Linked DNA regions of Mus musculus: region 2 is linked to region 1. Evidence: chromatin loops called from intact Hi-C (ENCODE). Cell type or tissue: heart. All regions are shown on one strand.

Region 1 (8,000 bases):
AAGGTGACCTTGAATGTCTAAGCCTCCTGCCCCCCCCCCCCCCCGAGTGTTGGCTTTGCAAGCCTGGATCACCATCACCAATTTACCTCGTGCAGGAGAACAAACTCAAAGCATCAGGCATGCTAGGCAAATACTGTGTCAACTGAGCTATCCCTCCAATCCCCAAACTGGATTATTTTCAACACAAAATAAAGTACTATTGAATTACGTTTCATAGATAAAGCATCTCCAAGCCCACACTGAGATGAACCCCTGAATGATGTAATCAAGGAATTGGGACAGAACTCGCCTGTGACATTCCAAATGACAGATGAAGTTTTTGCATCTGTGAGGAAGTGGGACTCAGATCCCCACCCCCCATGTGGAAGACTGTGCTTGCACCATGACCTCCCCTCTCCATCATAGTTCACAGTGGGGAGGGGGAGGGAGAAGAACCTGTTTACAGGAGAAAGCTGACCAGGTTATCCAAGTCAGCACCAACAGTGACGTCCTACGTGTCCACTGGCAGCCTTGGTCAGTGTGCCAGCAGTACTTAGCCATCTTGGAAAAGGGCCACCTGTTCCCTGCACGTGCGCGCACATACACACAGTCACCAGCAGCAGTCACATCCTCTGATGGTTGTAGCTGTCAATGCCCTTGTGGGATGAGGACCATAAACCCCTGGCTGTGAACCCAGAGGACTCAGAGGTGTAGCCATGTGTGTGACATCGTCAAAGGTCGAGGACAGTGTCATCTAGTGATTTGTAGTTGTGGGATTGAAACCTTCCCGTGGCAGCAGGTGTGACCCTGAGTGTACAACTGTGTCTACAAGAGTCCCCAAAGGGTTAGAAGGACAGTGCCACTTGTTAACCTCAGAAGCTCCTGGGTACAGTTGTGTCCGGTCATGCATGTATGGAGCCCTGTGTCTGATCCTCAGCCCTGTGGACTGAGCCTTGGGACACAGAGCCTCTGGCTGGAAGCTCCCAGGGTCTGTTCTTTGGTTTTCTAGTTCGTGAGTTTGGCCACTATGAACACATCCGTCATCAAGTGCAGGAGCCTGGGACCATGCCAGTCCCACTCTCACCCCTGCTTGCTTCCTGTGGAGGTCGGATTAAGAACGATCCCCAGAGACTCATAGATGTGTGGCCTTGTTGGAGGAAGTATGGCACTTGGGTTAGGCTTTGAGGTTTCAAAAGCTCACACTCAGGCCCTGGCTCAGACCCAGGCTCAGTCTCTCTGTGTCTGTGTATCATGATGCAGCTCTCAGTTCCAGTGCAGTGCGTGCTGCAATGCTCCCTGCTGTGATGACAAGGATGATGGACTAGACCTCTGAAACCACGAGCAAGCCTTCAGTTGGGTTGCCTTGGTTATGACATCTCTTCACAGCAATACAATGTGTGCTAAGACACCTCTTTTTTGGGTGCGAATTTTGTCCTGTTTCCTGGAGGCCATCTGTTTGCTTCTTTCTTGTTCCGTTCTCTACCAAGCCTTTAGCTTGCTTCCATCTGTGGCCCCCATTTTTACACACTCCCTCAGTTCCTCTGATGGTCCAGCCTTCCAGCCCTGCCCAGCCACTTCTCCTACAGCCTCCGATAACTCATTGGAAACATAAAATTTATTTCTACTTCTGTAAGCCGGGCAGTGGTAGCGCTCACCTTAAATCCCAGCACTTGGGAGGCAGAGGCAGGCAGATCTCTCTGAGTTCTACTTTTAAATTTAAAAGAAATACAGCAAAAAAAAAAAAGCAAGATGTGTTTATGACAGGAGAGAGGGAAGTAGAAAGAGGGGGTTGTGGGGGAAGGAGAGAGAGAGAGGAAGAGAGAGAGAGAGAGGAAGAGAGAGAGAGAGAGAGGAAGAGAGAGAGACACACACATCACCTACAGTAGATACTGTATAAGCCTGAGGATCCTGGATGTTGCAGATGTACACTTACTGCTGATAGAGAGCAAATTGGCACAGCCCCTTGGGAGCATAGCTGGGTTTCAGGAGAGTAGAGCACTCCTCATTTCTCTGGCAGTTACCTATGGTGCCAGGGTCACCCTCCCTCAGCTCCCTCTAGTTTATGCAGCTAAGAGCATGTGCTGTTCATTCAGAGGACCTGAGTTCAATTCCCGGCACCCATGTCTGGTGGTTCCCACCTGCCCATAATTCCAGCTTCAGAGGATCTGGCGTTCTTATGGCTTCTGGAGGCACGCACACTCATACATACATTCACAGGTACACACACAAATACAGATACACAAACACACAGACACAGATACACAAACACAAACATACATATACACATGGTATGTGCACACACAGACACAAAGACACATATCTCAAAATAAAGCAAGAAAAAAAAAACCTTTTCTTTTAAGACAAGGTTTCCCTGTCCTAGAACTCATTCTATAGAACAGGCGGGCTTTGAACTCACAGAGATCCGCTTGCCTCTGCCTCTGGAGGGCTGGGGTCAGAGGTGTGGGCCAACACTGCCCAGCAGAAATAATGTGAATCTTAACAAAAGTAAAAGAGAAGAAAAAAAAGAAATTTAATCCCAGTACTGAGGAAGCAGAGGTAGGTAGGTAGGTCTTTGTGAGTTTAAGAACAGCCTGGTCTACACACTGAGTTTAGGACAATCAGAGCTGCATAGAGACACTCGTCTCAAAACAAACAAACAAACAAACAAACAAATTTTCTATCATATATATTAATTGTGGAACAAGGAAAATACAGAAAGCAAAGGCAGAATGTTAGGAGGAGCCGGCTGCATTGTTTTTCTGTTTGACGTTGTAGAACGCCACTTTGAAAAAGCCTTTGAAAATACTACCTCTCTCCATCTTAACACTCTTAAAATAGCAAGTTGGCCGTGGCCAAATCCGGAAAACACTCTACCCGTGGTGAAGGTTAATGTCACTGGGAGCTGTCACCTGCCCCAGTAGGACGTGACAGAAGACACTTCCCCTCAGTGGCACTCTGAAGAAGGCCGAATGCGGGAGGAAGCCATTAGAGAAACCCCAGCTGATAAGCACTGTGCAAGAGGAGTACGGTCCCCCTCAACAACTGTTCAAGGCTGTGAGAAACAAGGAGTGACAAGGACACCTTAGAACAGGAGATGGCAGAGCCAAGGACACTCCAGTGCCCAAGCTGGAGCCTGGGACCCAAAGGTCACAGGGGATTCAGAGCTTAGCAGACAGCCCTGTGGCCGGCTGCTGAGCTGTAGGGAGTGTTCCTTGATAACACACAGAGCAAATAAGCAGGAGAGCAGGCGAGGCATGCACGGAGATTCTAGAAATATATACATTTGCACCTTTATTTCTTCCCAAGCTGGAAATTACGCTGAAATAAATAAGCTTTTAAGACAAACATTATCCTTGAGTTCCATACTTTAAAAAAAAAAGTATTTTTCGAATGCTTCTTAAAAAGTGGTTTTGAAATATCTAAAGCAGGAATTTAGACACATAAATCCACAATAGTAATGTGAGATTTAAAAATACCCCACGGACATGGGGTATTTTTAACACATGACTGATATTTAAAAATACCCACTGAGGGCCTGGAGATGTGGCTCAATGGGCAGAGTGGTTACCCACCATGCCCGAAACCCTAGCTCCATCCCTAGCATGGCATAAACCACTGTGGTAGTCCACACCTGTGATCCCAGCACCCTGGAAGTGAGAAGATTAAGGCTCCCATTGGTTACTTACTGATTTCTAGGCCAGTCTGAGATTCATGAGGCCAAATCAAATCAAAATTCATAAGAGAGAGAAAGCAATTGACATATTAATTAGATGAAAGATATTTTCAAATATTGCTTCCATTCTCCCATTCCAGTGTGCCTTCCTGCTCTCTTGGGAAGAGGTGAGGTGGAAGTGGCTTCCCAGAATCCCTTGCAACTGGTATTTTATTTGTTGTATCTATTTAATTCGGGGCAGGGTCTTATACACCCAGGCTGGCCTCTGAATTCAAAGGCAGAGGGTGGTGCTGGGCAGACTTCACATTTTACTTTGCTTCTCTCTCTCTCTCTCTCTCTCTCTCTCTCTCTCTCTCTCTCTCTCTCTCTCTCTCTCTGTCTCTCTCTCTTTCCCTTCCTTCTCCCTCCTCCTCCTATTTATTTATTTATTTATTTATTTATTTATTTATTTATTTATTTGTCGTTTTTTTTTTGAGACAGGGTTTCTCTTGTATAGCCCTGGCTGTTCTGGAACTCACTTTGTAGACGAGGCTGGCCTGGAACTCAGAAATCCGCTTGCCTCTGCCTCCCGAGTGCTGGGATTAAAGGTATGGGCCACCATGCCCAATACATTCAATTTTTAAAAATTAAAAAATATTCAAAAACTAAAAACTGGGTGGAGGGGGGAAAGAATAGTAAATAAAGTCACCACATGTGGGATCAATAACTAATTAATCATAAATTATAATATATATAATCAACAACTAATTATACTATTAACAATAAATATAAATAATTAATAGATTAATGGATTATTAAGTGCCATATCACTTGGTTTTTAAATTTTAAGAGCCAAGTGATATGTGCATGGGAGTGTCACCCATAGCTATGAAATCAGGCAAACAAAATCGACCACAAAGAAAAACCCCAAAGTTCCACAGAGTAGAGGGTTGAGAAATGAGAGGAAGTTTAAACTTTTCTATTTCTTGACGTTCTATTCGACTAGAAGGCACATGTGTGTCTAGATATATTGTATGCCAGACAATATTAAAATATCTAATTAGGAAAAATAATCAGATTTGAGTTTAACAATCCCCAGGGGTTTCAGACACCTCCTCCACTCTGTTTACAATCTTAGGCAGCTTTCGGCATCCGGGGGGTCTGCGATTCCTTTGCCCACGCACCCCGCACCCCGCCCGGTCGCGTGGAGGCAGAATGATTGGCACCTCCTCCCAGAAGCCCTCGGCAGGGAGCGAGCGCCTCCTGCTGGACAAGAACGCCAGCACCCCTAGGGAGCCGTTGCTGGGCACCACCAGGTCCTGCCTCCCACCCCTTGGATCCAGGACCATCTTCTCCGCATCACGTGCTTCTTCCCTCAACCCCCCCCCCCGGCCCCCCAGGAGTAGAAGGAGAAGGAGCTGTAGCAGCTCAGATGTAAGCGGTTGGAGCTTTAGGTCGGAGGTCCTAGTGCGTTCAGGGACTGGCTTGATTCAGAGTCCTGTTTATAGGAGTGGGGTATAGATAGGGCTGAGATTTCTGCTCCGTGTGGAGCTGGCTTTTGCATTTCTGGGAGAATCTCCTCTTTTCTGCTCTCTGTGTGCTTTTGGGCAGTCTCTGAACCAGCTAGGGTGAAGCGAGATACCTCATTTCACAGTGTCACTGATAAGTAGTGACTTTTACCCTTTTTCATTTAAGCAGAAAGCTTAAAGGGTAAAAAAGCTCTTGGGAAGCTCAGAGGAGTGGCCCTATCTGGATAGCTTCCCTTCTGCAGACTAGTGCGAGGAGTGGGGGTCGGGGGAGGGAGCATGTCTAGGAGGTGAGTTGGCAAGCCGGGGAGGACTACCCAGTCAGGCTTTCCCTGAGACCTCCCTCTTTTCCACATAGGCCTGTTGACAAGTTTTTAGCCAGGGCTGGTGGACAGAGGACATTGTCTAGGTTCCAGGACTCTCTGTGTGACTTCTTGGCTACTGGAAGCTCCAGAAGTCTTTGTGGTACATCACTGGACTTCCCAGATAGAGTACTGGTCTGTACAGAGGGGCCAGCAGGAATGGAAGAGGCCAGCAGCCCCAGCTTTAGACAAGCCACCACTGTCGAAGGAATGGTTTCCCCAGAGGATCCTACACTCAGCAAAGAGGGGCTCAGTGCAAAGGGCCCGCCCCCATCTCCAGTCCTGCCCCCTTTCCGAAGGAAATGCAGGAAGTGTGGAATCTGTCCCCAGGAGGAGGAAAAGTCAGGTTTTTCCCTGAGGTTTGGTCAAAGACCAGATGGGGACCCTCCCGAGTGTGCTTCTCCAGAGGCCTTTGCAGGTCCCCCAAGGCTTCTTTCTTCTAAGGACACTGAGCCTGGAGAGCCAGGTGGAAGTTGGGTGGAATGTGCTGTAGAAACCGAGGTTGAAAACATGCTCTTTTCTAAGGATGGGGTTGCGCCAGACAGCCTTGATCACCTTTTTGAATTCCCAGGGCTCTTTGGAGGCGAGCCCCTTAGTCTGGTCACCCAGGAGCCTCTTCAGAGTCCAGCACTGTACCCAGAGGTGCTGACTGAGGATTCTACAGATCAGCAGGAAGTACAGCCCGCGTTTGTGGTTGGCAGCCCTGGCACTCCACCTGACCCGGTGGGGCCAGAGGACAAGGCCCAGTCAGGGTCCAGGATGGAGCTGGAACAAGGACTTTCTGCCCCAGCCAATTCCTGTGCTAGCTCCCCAGAGCCCTTGGGTGGGCTCGATGGTGCACCCCTAGAGCAGAGAAGACCTACACATGTGAAGAAGCGGCCTTGGACAAGTCCAGATGACTCAAGCCAGGATCACGCAGAGGGAGCCAGTAAAAAGGATTTTCCCAGACTGGTAAGTTGAAGCTGATAGTTTAGGGTAGGATGGCTGGGTGTGGCACTTAACAGAAGTAAACTCCAGTGTCTCTTATTGAGCGTCTTCTCTCGGACTTGTTCTGTTTGGTTTGTTGGGGACTGAACCCAGGGCCTCACACACGCTAAACAGACACTCTATGACTAAACCGCATCCCCCAAGCCCCTTTTATTTTGATATGGGGTTCTCACTAAGTTGCCTAGGCTGGCTTTGAACTCACTGTAGCCTACAGTAGCTTTGAACTTTTGACTCTAGTGCTTCAGGTTCTCAGTCTCTGGGATTACAGGTGTGTGGCTTACTAAGCCCAGCTTCCCAGATTCTATACATTGAAATTCTAGAGTCAGGAAAGGAAAAAAATAAACGACATTACTGAGTTCCTGTGAGGGCCCATTATCTGTTAGAGGCAGCAAGTCCTGGGTTCAAATCCTGCTCTAGCCTACTTCCTGGAGGAATTGCCTCCCACTATTCTTTAATAACTTTTCTCTCATTCAATAAGATTAATAATATATATAATAAGCTGGGTAAGATGGCAAATGCCTTTGATTCCAGCATTCTGGAGGCAGAAGCAGGTCAAAGGTAGGTCTCTATGCATTTGCGGTCACCCTGGTCTACAAAGTGAGTTCCAGGCCAACCAGGACTACCTGGTGAGACCCTGTCTGAAATAAAAAGGATATACACACCCCTCTTTAATGGGATAATGAGATAGGACATAAAATAAAGTGTCTAGCTCAAGATGGGAGGTAAGTCACTCCACTTCCATTATGTTTGCTTTTTTTTTTTTTTTTTTTGGTTTTTCGAGACAGGGTTTCTCTGTATAGCCCTGGCTGTCCTGGAACTCACTTTGTAGACCAGGCTGGCCTCGAACTCAGAAATCCGCCTGCCTCTGCCACCTGAGTGATGTTTGCTTTTTTTATAGTGTTAGTAATAGTCCCTCAAGACAAGAATTAGCCCACTTTACCAGATGGGGAAACTGAGGCTCGGGGGAATTAACAGACCTCTCCAAGTTCACACAGGGATGGAGTCGGGGCTTCCATCCTTCCGTGTTCTCTCTTGTCACTGTTTCTCTCTGCATTCGTTGTCTGTTTAATTATGATATGAATTTTGTTAATAACCATATCTAATGTCTACAAGCCAGGGGTGGAAGATAGTACTTATTTTTCCCATATAACCGATTGCTTTTATATTTATTGAACGTGTATTATGTGCTAGATGCTTTTGATATAATTATATGAAGCAAAGAAAAGGAAGTGACAGTGGGAACCAAACCCAGGAAGTTTGTCTTGTGTGCTTGCGCATTCAATGTCATCGGCTAAGCTTGTTCAACATGCCAGGTGCTGAGTGTGTTATCTGAGATCTTTGTACAACTTCTGAGGTAAACACTGATGATATATACCCATTGCACTGATTTGGTCACAGAGGCTCCAAGAGATAAAATGACCAGTCAGGGTCAAAGAGCTCATTAGTAACACTGAGACAGGAGGCAATGAGCTGCCTATGTGTTTATCCTTGTTT
Region 2 (8,000 bases), 75 kb before region 1:
CCCATCTCCTGATCCACATAGATGGAATAGAAAGCAGCCTTTGTTGCTGTAGATGTGCGTGTGTCTGGCAGCCTTAAGCCCACCTGGGCACTTTTAGGGAAAAAAAAAAAAAAACAAAAAAAACCAACAAAAAAATAAATAAAAATAAAAGCAAAGAAAAGGCAGTGGCGCATATATTCTGTGGTCCAGGCTGTTTCTAGTCTATTGATGATGGATGCTTATATTAGTTTTTTTTTTTAACCCCCTTGTGCCCCTGATCTACCATTAGGGTGTGAGAGGTAGCCAGGAACCTTTGGTTTTATAAATGGTGACGAAATGACATCCTAAACAGAGTCTTTCTCCTGTAATTTAGCTGAGAGAATTCTTTTTCCCAACAGTGAAACAAGTGGGCCTCCTAGAAACTTTATTGCAGAGATGACTGGAGGCCATTGGTGTTTCCAGGAGAGCTAGCATGTTTCTACAAGTGTAGGACTGGATTGTGGATCTGCTATCTAACAATGTCATGGAAAAGTGGTATCTTAAAATTTTAGGACCGATTTCAGAAATAGTCAAAGGAGCAACAGAACATTCATTGTATTTTGGTCTTGAGAAATGCCTATAGTTTTCCAAATTATTCTTGTACAGTTTTATTTGTACAGTTCAGTGTAACCACCTATCATCTTGTTAACACTAGATTCTTCTGAGATTCAAAAAGAAAAATCACTGTCAGAGCTAGCCTTGCCTAGTGAGTCTGTGTCCACAGGCTGTAACAGGGTGGAAGAGCAACAGTAGGCAGCCCAGGGAGCAGCATGTGCTCACGGCATCATGTGGCAGTGGTGTGGGGTCTCTGCTCAGTGTGTTGATACAGAAAAGCTGTTTTTCCTTGTTTGCAGAAGTTGACCAGACAAAGCAAATGGAGGGGCACCTCTGTGTACCCTCTTCACCTAAGTGTTTATAACCAGCAGTACCCTGCTACAAGCCTTGGGTGCAGCCATCACTGGATTTTGATCGTCAGGCCAGCAGGATGGATGACATCTCATTGATAGTACCCAGATGTTGGTGGCTTTCTGAGTTGCCTGTTTACTGTTGATGCAATTGTTTTGATTTTTAACTAAATGCAAATACCTTCCTGCCTCATCCCAGAAAATGAAAAATAATGCTTTTGACACTGTTTCTAGAATTTTAAAGTTGAAAAATGATGATATAATCCAGAAATTGTTACTTCGGAGCATGACAATAGATTTCTTTAACAAAGACTCAAGATCAAATTTCTTACCTAAAAGTTTAGGTTAACTGTTGACTCCTCAAGGGTTTTGATCAATATCACCCAAACCTTTTCCACTTGACATGCTAGAATTTTGGTGTGTGTGTGTGTGTGTGTGTATTTGTTCACGAGCACAATAGCTCCCATGGGGGTCTGCACATGCAGGTGTCCACCAGCATAGCCTGCCTGAGATAGTGTCATTCCTGGTTCTGGGGAGAAGGGTGTGTGAAGGAGAATAAAGCAGCCCTTTGTCTTAAAGAAGACTAATGTTAATTGTTCTCAGAACTGGACGTTTTTTTTCCCCCCATCAAAATTAAAACTCTTTCTTTTGGATTTAATGAAGTATTGCTAACTGAAGCCAGTTTGACTTGTGAGAGAGGTTAGACTGACAGAAGGTGTGCAGCCTGATTTACAACCAAACCCTGAACCCTTTTGAAGAACAATAAAACATATTTTACATGCTTTTTGTGAATTTCTTCCCCACTCCTAAACAGTTCATGTTTGCTCTCCTTTCTCTGCTTGGCATTCTCAAGGTCTGATTTGTGTCCCATTATTAATGGATACGTTAGAGAGGTGAAGTGAGAGGTATTTAGTAAGTATGTACTTGACCAATCTCATTCTAAGGAATTCATTTTTGTTATAGGTTTGCATAATGTATTACAACTTAGATTTAAATAAACCTTTTTGGGGGAGTGGGGTGGGTTGGGGAGGGGAGGGGGCTTTGCAAGACAGGGTTTCTCTGTGTAGCTCTTTCTGTCCTGGAACTCACTTTGTAGACCAGGCTGGCCTCCAACTCAGAGATCCATCTTGCTCAGAGATCCATCTTGCTCAGCCTTCTCCTGAGTGTGGGATTAAATACCTGTGCTACCACTGCCCAGCTCTTTTTACACTTTTTTTTTTTTCTTTTCTTTTCTGGTTTTTCAAGACAGGGTTTCTCTGTGAGGTCTTTAAAGTGGAGAATTAGCTGCTTTAATGTATCATAGAATTTCTCTTTAGTCACTGGTAAACTAGATAAATTTAAGCAGGACTTCAACCTAAAGAAAACAAAGTTTTAGTGGGTACAATGAGAATTTTGGTTTCTTTAAGAACAAATGTGTCAGGAATGTTTAATCCCCTATGTGGGACTTGGAGCTGCTTTAGAGTGTCCGCAACAGCTGGTTGTGATTTGCTTCATGCTCCAGCAGGGGAGCAATTACACCAGCTGCAGGTGGTTTCTGCATGTGTTTGACATTCGCAGTTCTAGGGACTCTTTGAAAGGATATATATGGTAGATCCAATCAACCACTTTTGCTATTTGTCAAGTGGTTGTGGGTAAAGAAATGAAAAGAAATTGGATATCCTGACTGGAACAAACTTGCACCAAGGAACTTGGTGCCTCAATGCCCTCTTTTCCCTAGTGTTAGGGGCTTGGAAGGTAGAGTTGGGGGTGGAGGGAGAAGGGTGATAATGAAAGGAATCCACCAGGCAGTGGTGGCGCATGCCTTTAATCCCAGCACTTGGGAGGCAGAGGCAGGTACATTTCTGAGTTTGAGGCCAGCCAGGGCTACAAAGAGAAACCTGTCTCGAAAAACCAAAAAAAAAAAAAAAAAAAAAACCAAAACAAAAACCATAAAGTAGCCAAAAGTCTGGCTACAGATAGAGACTGGGTGTGATGCTAGCCTAAGTACTTTGGTCCTGTCTAGGTTAGACAGGACCAGGGAGTTCAAAGCTACCCTGGGCTTTATGGCAAGAGCCAGTCCATCTTGGTGAGCAGTTACAACGGACAGCTTTGTGCTGTGCTACTTAGGCGCCGTGGGTCACATTGCTTGGTTTTAACCTTGTGCCTTGCATTAGCCCTCTTAACTTCTGTGGTTGGTTATGATCATTACTCTTGGCTCTAAATGGCATGCTTTGTCTTTTCACTCTGGCTGAACTTGGTTTTGGTTCAGCTCCTCTGATATTGTGTATCTGACCATGCCGATGCATCTAAAGTTTCATGGCCTTGTGTCAACCTTAGTGCTCTTTCCAACTTGCCACATCTGCCTCATTTAGCTCTTTTTCTTTGGGGGTTCTTACTTCTTTAATGCCTTCCTTACTTTAGTTCTAATTGGTTTTTAAACCCAGAAACAAGGAACCTGGAAAACAGCTCAGCGGGTAAAAAGGCTGAGCTCATCCCTGGAGCCCGTGCTTGAGAGAGAGAGCTGGATGCTACGGATAGTTGTCATCCCAGCACTCCTGAGGAGAGAGAGCGAGCAGAGCCAGCTTGTGATAGTGCTGGATGGTCTCAACAATGACAGCTGAAAGCTGTCCTCTCACTGTCACAGTGTGCCCTGGCCAGTGTGTCCCAGCGCTCACACCAAAGCTTTGAAAGAAGCTTGCCAGGTTACACCTTACCCAGCCATCTCTGGTGGGCACGCAATGCCACTGTCTTAGTTACTACTACCAACATACCCAGTGTAAAGGGTCCCATTCTATAGTATTTCTAAGATTTAGAAAAGAAAAATTTGATGTGTGTGTGCCACATGTGTGCAGGTATCCATGGAAACCAAGAGACAGAATTGGATCCCCTGGAACTACTGCTGAAGAAACGTGGGCCCTCTGCAGAACCTGCAAAAGCACTCACACCGCCAACCAACTCTCCAGCCACCTCCCTTTTATTTTTTTAATTTTAAGGCAAGCATTTCCATCTTCTTAAATCTCATCCCTTATTTGATTAAAGGTTCAAATTTAAGTGCCTTTTTCTGATACCCTTTTCATTAACTTTTCTACATAATTCCCACCAACTTATAAACATACTATTTATTGCATGATAAGAGTCAGAGCTGAGGCTGGCAAGATGGCTCAGTGGTTAAGAGCGCCGACTGCTCTTTCGAAGGTCCAGAGTTCAAATCTCAGCAACCACGTGGTGGCTCACAACTATCCGTAACGAAATCTGATGCCCTCTTTTGGAGTGTCTGAAGACAGCTACAGTGTACTTACATATAATAAATCTTTAAAAAAAAAAAGCTGGAGTTGGTGGTATAAACCTTTAATCTTGGCATTATTTGGATAGCAGAGGTCGGAAGATCACTTGAGTTTAAGACCACCCTGGTCTGTGAAGTGAGTTCCAAGGTAGCCATGGCTTTGTAGAGAGAACCTGTCTTTATTTGGTTTGAGGAGTTGGCAAGATGGCCACCATGCCTGAGTTTGATCCTTGGAGCCTGTGCTGTAACACACAAGTGTGTACACATACAAAAGACAAATCGTTTTGATTTCACATCTACCTTGTTCTGACACAGAAACACACCCTGTACTGGGAATTGAACACTACAGTTAAATTTCTCTTTAATTTACAGTAAAACTAAACTTACATTCTCCTTTGAGTCTGTTCCAGCATAGATTGTTTTGTGGTTTGGGTTTTTTATTTTTGAAACAGGGTCTCTATAGGCTGGTCTATAACTTCTTATGTAGACCAGACGTCTTATTTGGGATTTTTATCCTCCGGCCCCTTTTAAGTGCTGGATTTCAGGCATGCACTGCCCTCTCTGTCTCCCAGTGAGAATTTTTATTTCATTGGGATTACTCCTATAAAGACCACCAGAAGTTCTGTTGCACTTAGTTTAGTGGTGGGTTCTCCTAGTGTTGGATTTGTCTACCTGGTGGGATTGATGCCACTGAAGTCTTCATTGAGCTGGGCAGTTGTGCTGCATGCCTTTCATCCCAGCACCCAGAAGACACAGGCAGGCAGCAGATCTCTTCGAGTTTGAGAACAGCCTGGTTTACAACAGCCAGGGCCTCAACACAGAAACAAACAAGCATTGTGACTTAATAATGGTTCCTCAGATGCGTGCAGCTAAAGTTCCTGGGCCTGACATGATGAGTGGGCTTCATGTGAATAGCAGTGCTGAAATAGGCATTTCCTAGGTGAACTGGCAGACTGATGGAAGTTCTTCAGAGAGCCTTTCCTGGGTTTAATGTTGCTGGCTTCGCAGATGGATGAAGGGCGGGCCCCCAAGCTAGCACTGTAGGTAGTATGGGGGACCCACAGAAGGCAAGGAAAGATTCCCCACAGCCAAGAAGGAACAGGTGCCGCAACACCTGGGTCTTATCTCCATGTGGATCTAAGGCACTACGGCCTGGGAACATCTGCCCTGGTGATAATATTGGGATTACAGGTGTGTGCCAGCACACTTTGCCCCCCCCCCCCCAATGTGGTCTCCCTCTGTAGCTTGCTCTACTTTGTAGGCAAGGCTAGCCTTGAACTCACAGAGATCCACCTGTTTCTGCCTCCCGAATGTTAGGATTAATGGTGTGTGCCATCACATCTGGCTTTAAACCTTAATTTTTAAAATTACATTTAATTTGTGTATGTGTTTGTGGGTACCCCACAGCATTTGTGTGGAGGTTAGAGAACAGCTTGCAGGAATTGGTTCCTCCACTTTTGAGTCCCAGGAAGTGAGGTTGGATTGTAGGCTGATGCCAAGCCACTCTATCTGCTGAACCATCTTGCCAGCTTTTTATTTTTTATTTTTATTATACATAAGTTACACTGTAGTTGACTTCAGATGCACCAGAAGAGGGCATCAGATCTCTTTATGGGTGGTTGCTAGCATTCGAACTCAGGACCTTCAGAAGAGTGCTCTTACCCGCTGAGTCATCTCACCAGCCCATCTTGGCAGCTCTTAAGTTTTCCTTTTTTTTTTTTTCTAGTTACGTAACCAAAAGAAAACAAAAACCTAGGTTGGCCTAGGACTCCCAGTGGTCCTGTCTCTCCACACCCAGCTGTGGGGCTCATGGTGGCACACACTTGTAGCTAGCATTTGGATGGCTGAGGCAGGAGGACCTAGGCTACATAGGGAGTCCATGTATCAAAACCCCAAGGGATTAAACACAGCTTGTTGAGTGCTGTGACAACCTCCTGTGAGTGAGTGCGGTGTGCCTGCTACGTGTTTACCCACTATCCTAGCCACTGAGGATACCAGGGGAGGGAACATGACAAACTGGCAAGAAATTATTAAGGGGTAGGAGAAGAACATTTCTTTTCAGTTAAACATCAGTGCAATAAGAGAACGTGAGGAAGAGCATAGGAATTAGTGATTAATACAGTCAGACGGAATGGCCATGAGACCGAGGAAGATGAAGGAACCCGCTATATGCTGAGATATATGAAGATGGTACCAGTATTTCCCAAGGAGTTTGTGTAAACTTGAAAAACTGCTTGGTGTGGGTTGGCACAGCAGTGCAGATCCTGAATATGGTAAGGAAGGCAAGCAAATTTAGTGAGGTTGGGAAGGTAGGTTGGTGATGCTAAGGCAGGGATCTCAGTAAATGGGCAGTGTACTCTCACAGGGACAGCCTTAGCCATGTGCTTTGTTCAAGAGATCAATGTCTCAGCACCAGCAATATCTTGTTTCGTCTTTGAGACAAGGTCTTACATCTAGCCCAGGCTGGCTTTGAACTGGCTAAGAATAGTTGAGGATGACCTTGAATCCCTGATCTTCCTGCCACCGCCTCCTGAGTGCTGGGGGTGGTGGTGACACGTTTGTACCACTAGTTTTTGAGACAGGATTATGCCTACTTTGGCCTGGAATTCCCACCACCTGCCTCAGCCTCCAGAGTGCTGGGATCACAGCATCAGAATGACACCCAGCCCACACAAGTCATCTGAGTCAGAGCCTCTAACTGTAGATTGCCGCTTTCTGCAGAGCAGAGGCACGGAAGGTCAGTCAGTGATCAGCCGTTGCAAGATCAGGTCTTTGTGCAAAAGGTTATGTAAGAGTCCTCTTGAGTTAGAGGCTGTGTGTTTAAAGGGTGACTGACTCGTACTGTGCATGTGGGATGTGTCATCCGAGTGGAGGAGAATGAACAAGAAAAGGTAGAAGCTGAGGAATCCTAATGGCTAGTGATGGGCTGCCGTGGCGCAGGACAGAAGTTTCAGGCCTTAAGGAAGGGAGCGAGAGATGACTAAGACAGACTTCCTTCTGCACCATTGTGCAGATCAGTGTGAAAGGTCAGCAGTATATTCTCAGTCAGCAGTTCAAGGAGATAGCTGGGATGTTTGGCCATGGACCGGGGGTGGGGTGGGGTGGAGTGGTGGTGAGCCCTTCCCACGCCCACCTATCATCCTCTCCACAGCTCACGCAGACTGAAAGCAATTAGAATACTTCAGGCTTGGCAGCTTTGCCATCTGCCCTGCAGAAGAGCCACTGGCAGGTGTAGCACACAGTGGCACTGGTTAAGTCACTTGTGTCTGCTTGGTTGTTTTGAAGATAGGGATTCGGAAAGATGGAGTAGCAAGGGTCTAACAGTACCCATATCTGTCTAGTTCCCTTGTGCTCCGGGTTGTGCCTGATTAGATTTAGTCTTCACCGGCCTCACCGCCAGTCCCATTTTTAAATGATAAACTACAGCGTAAACTGACTCTAAAATTGGCCCTTGACTGCCCAGCTTCCTAGGCTGGGAAGATGTTTGTTAATGATTTCTTAGGTGTGGCATCACGCAAAGGGGTCCTTGTTAATTGAGCTGTGTCGTTACATTAAATGCAGGGGCAGGAGAAGGGTTAGCATGCAGGTGCACGTGTGTGTGTATAGTGAGTCTGCCTCGTCAGTGACTTTAACTTGTGTAAACCGTGTGTAATGGGCCTTGCCAGTAACAAAGCAGGGTATCTGAGCCGAGTGGTTTATAGTTTATAATTGGCTTCTTATTACTGTTGGCTGCCTTTCCTACACATCGAGTATTACTCTAGGATTGGTATTTGATTTAAGAAATTTTCAAATTGATTTTATCTCAGTGCATTAAT

What was found. Hi-C counts contacts between places; a loop is a spot of excess contacts. Peaks named below come from ENCODE experiments on the same cell type or tissue, not always from the same donor. Only the 100,000 strongest peaks of a DNase experiment are listed, where the experiment ranks them.
Region 2: a loop joins it to region 1, with 2.6 times the contacts of the local background. A loop is called at or near these places in 23 of 42 quality-filtered maps.

What each region holds. Positions count from the first base shown.
Region 1 is chr4:129,923,734-129,931,733 of GRCm38, forward strand. Spocd1 reads left to right here and starts at 5,034. Exons shown (of 15, transcript XM_017320505.1): 1 at 5,034-5,065; 2 at 5,516-6,470. The coding sequence starts at 5,064. In heart, no CTCF peak of the experiment used is centred here; DNase peaks (open chromatin) are centred at 2,928 and 4,898; H3K4me3 peaks cover 796 bases; H3K27ac peaks cover 5,612 bases.
Region 2 is chr4:129,848,274-129,856,273 of GRCm38, forward strand. It overlaps Ptp4a2 (protein tyrosine phosphatase 4a2), which reads left to right. Exons shown (of 6, transcript NM_008974.4): 6 at 1-1,730. It overlaps 1700108I11Rik (a long non-coding RNA gene), which reads right to left and starts at 4,958. Exons shown (of 2, transcript XR_868199.3): 1 at 4,858-4,958; 2 at 4,230-4,427. In heart, a CTCF peak has its summit at 2,436; no DNase peak of the experiment used is centred here; H3K27ac peaks cover 1,482 bases.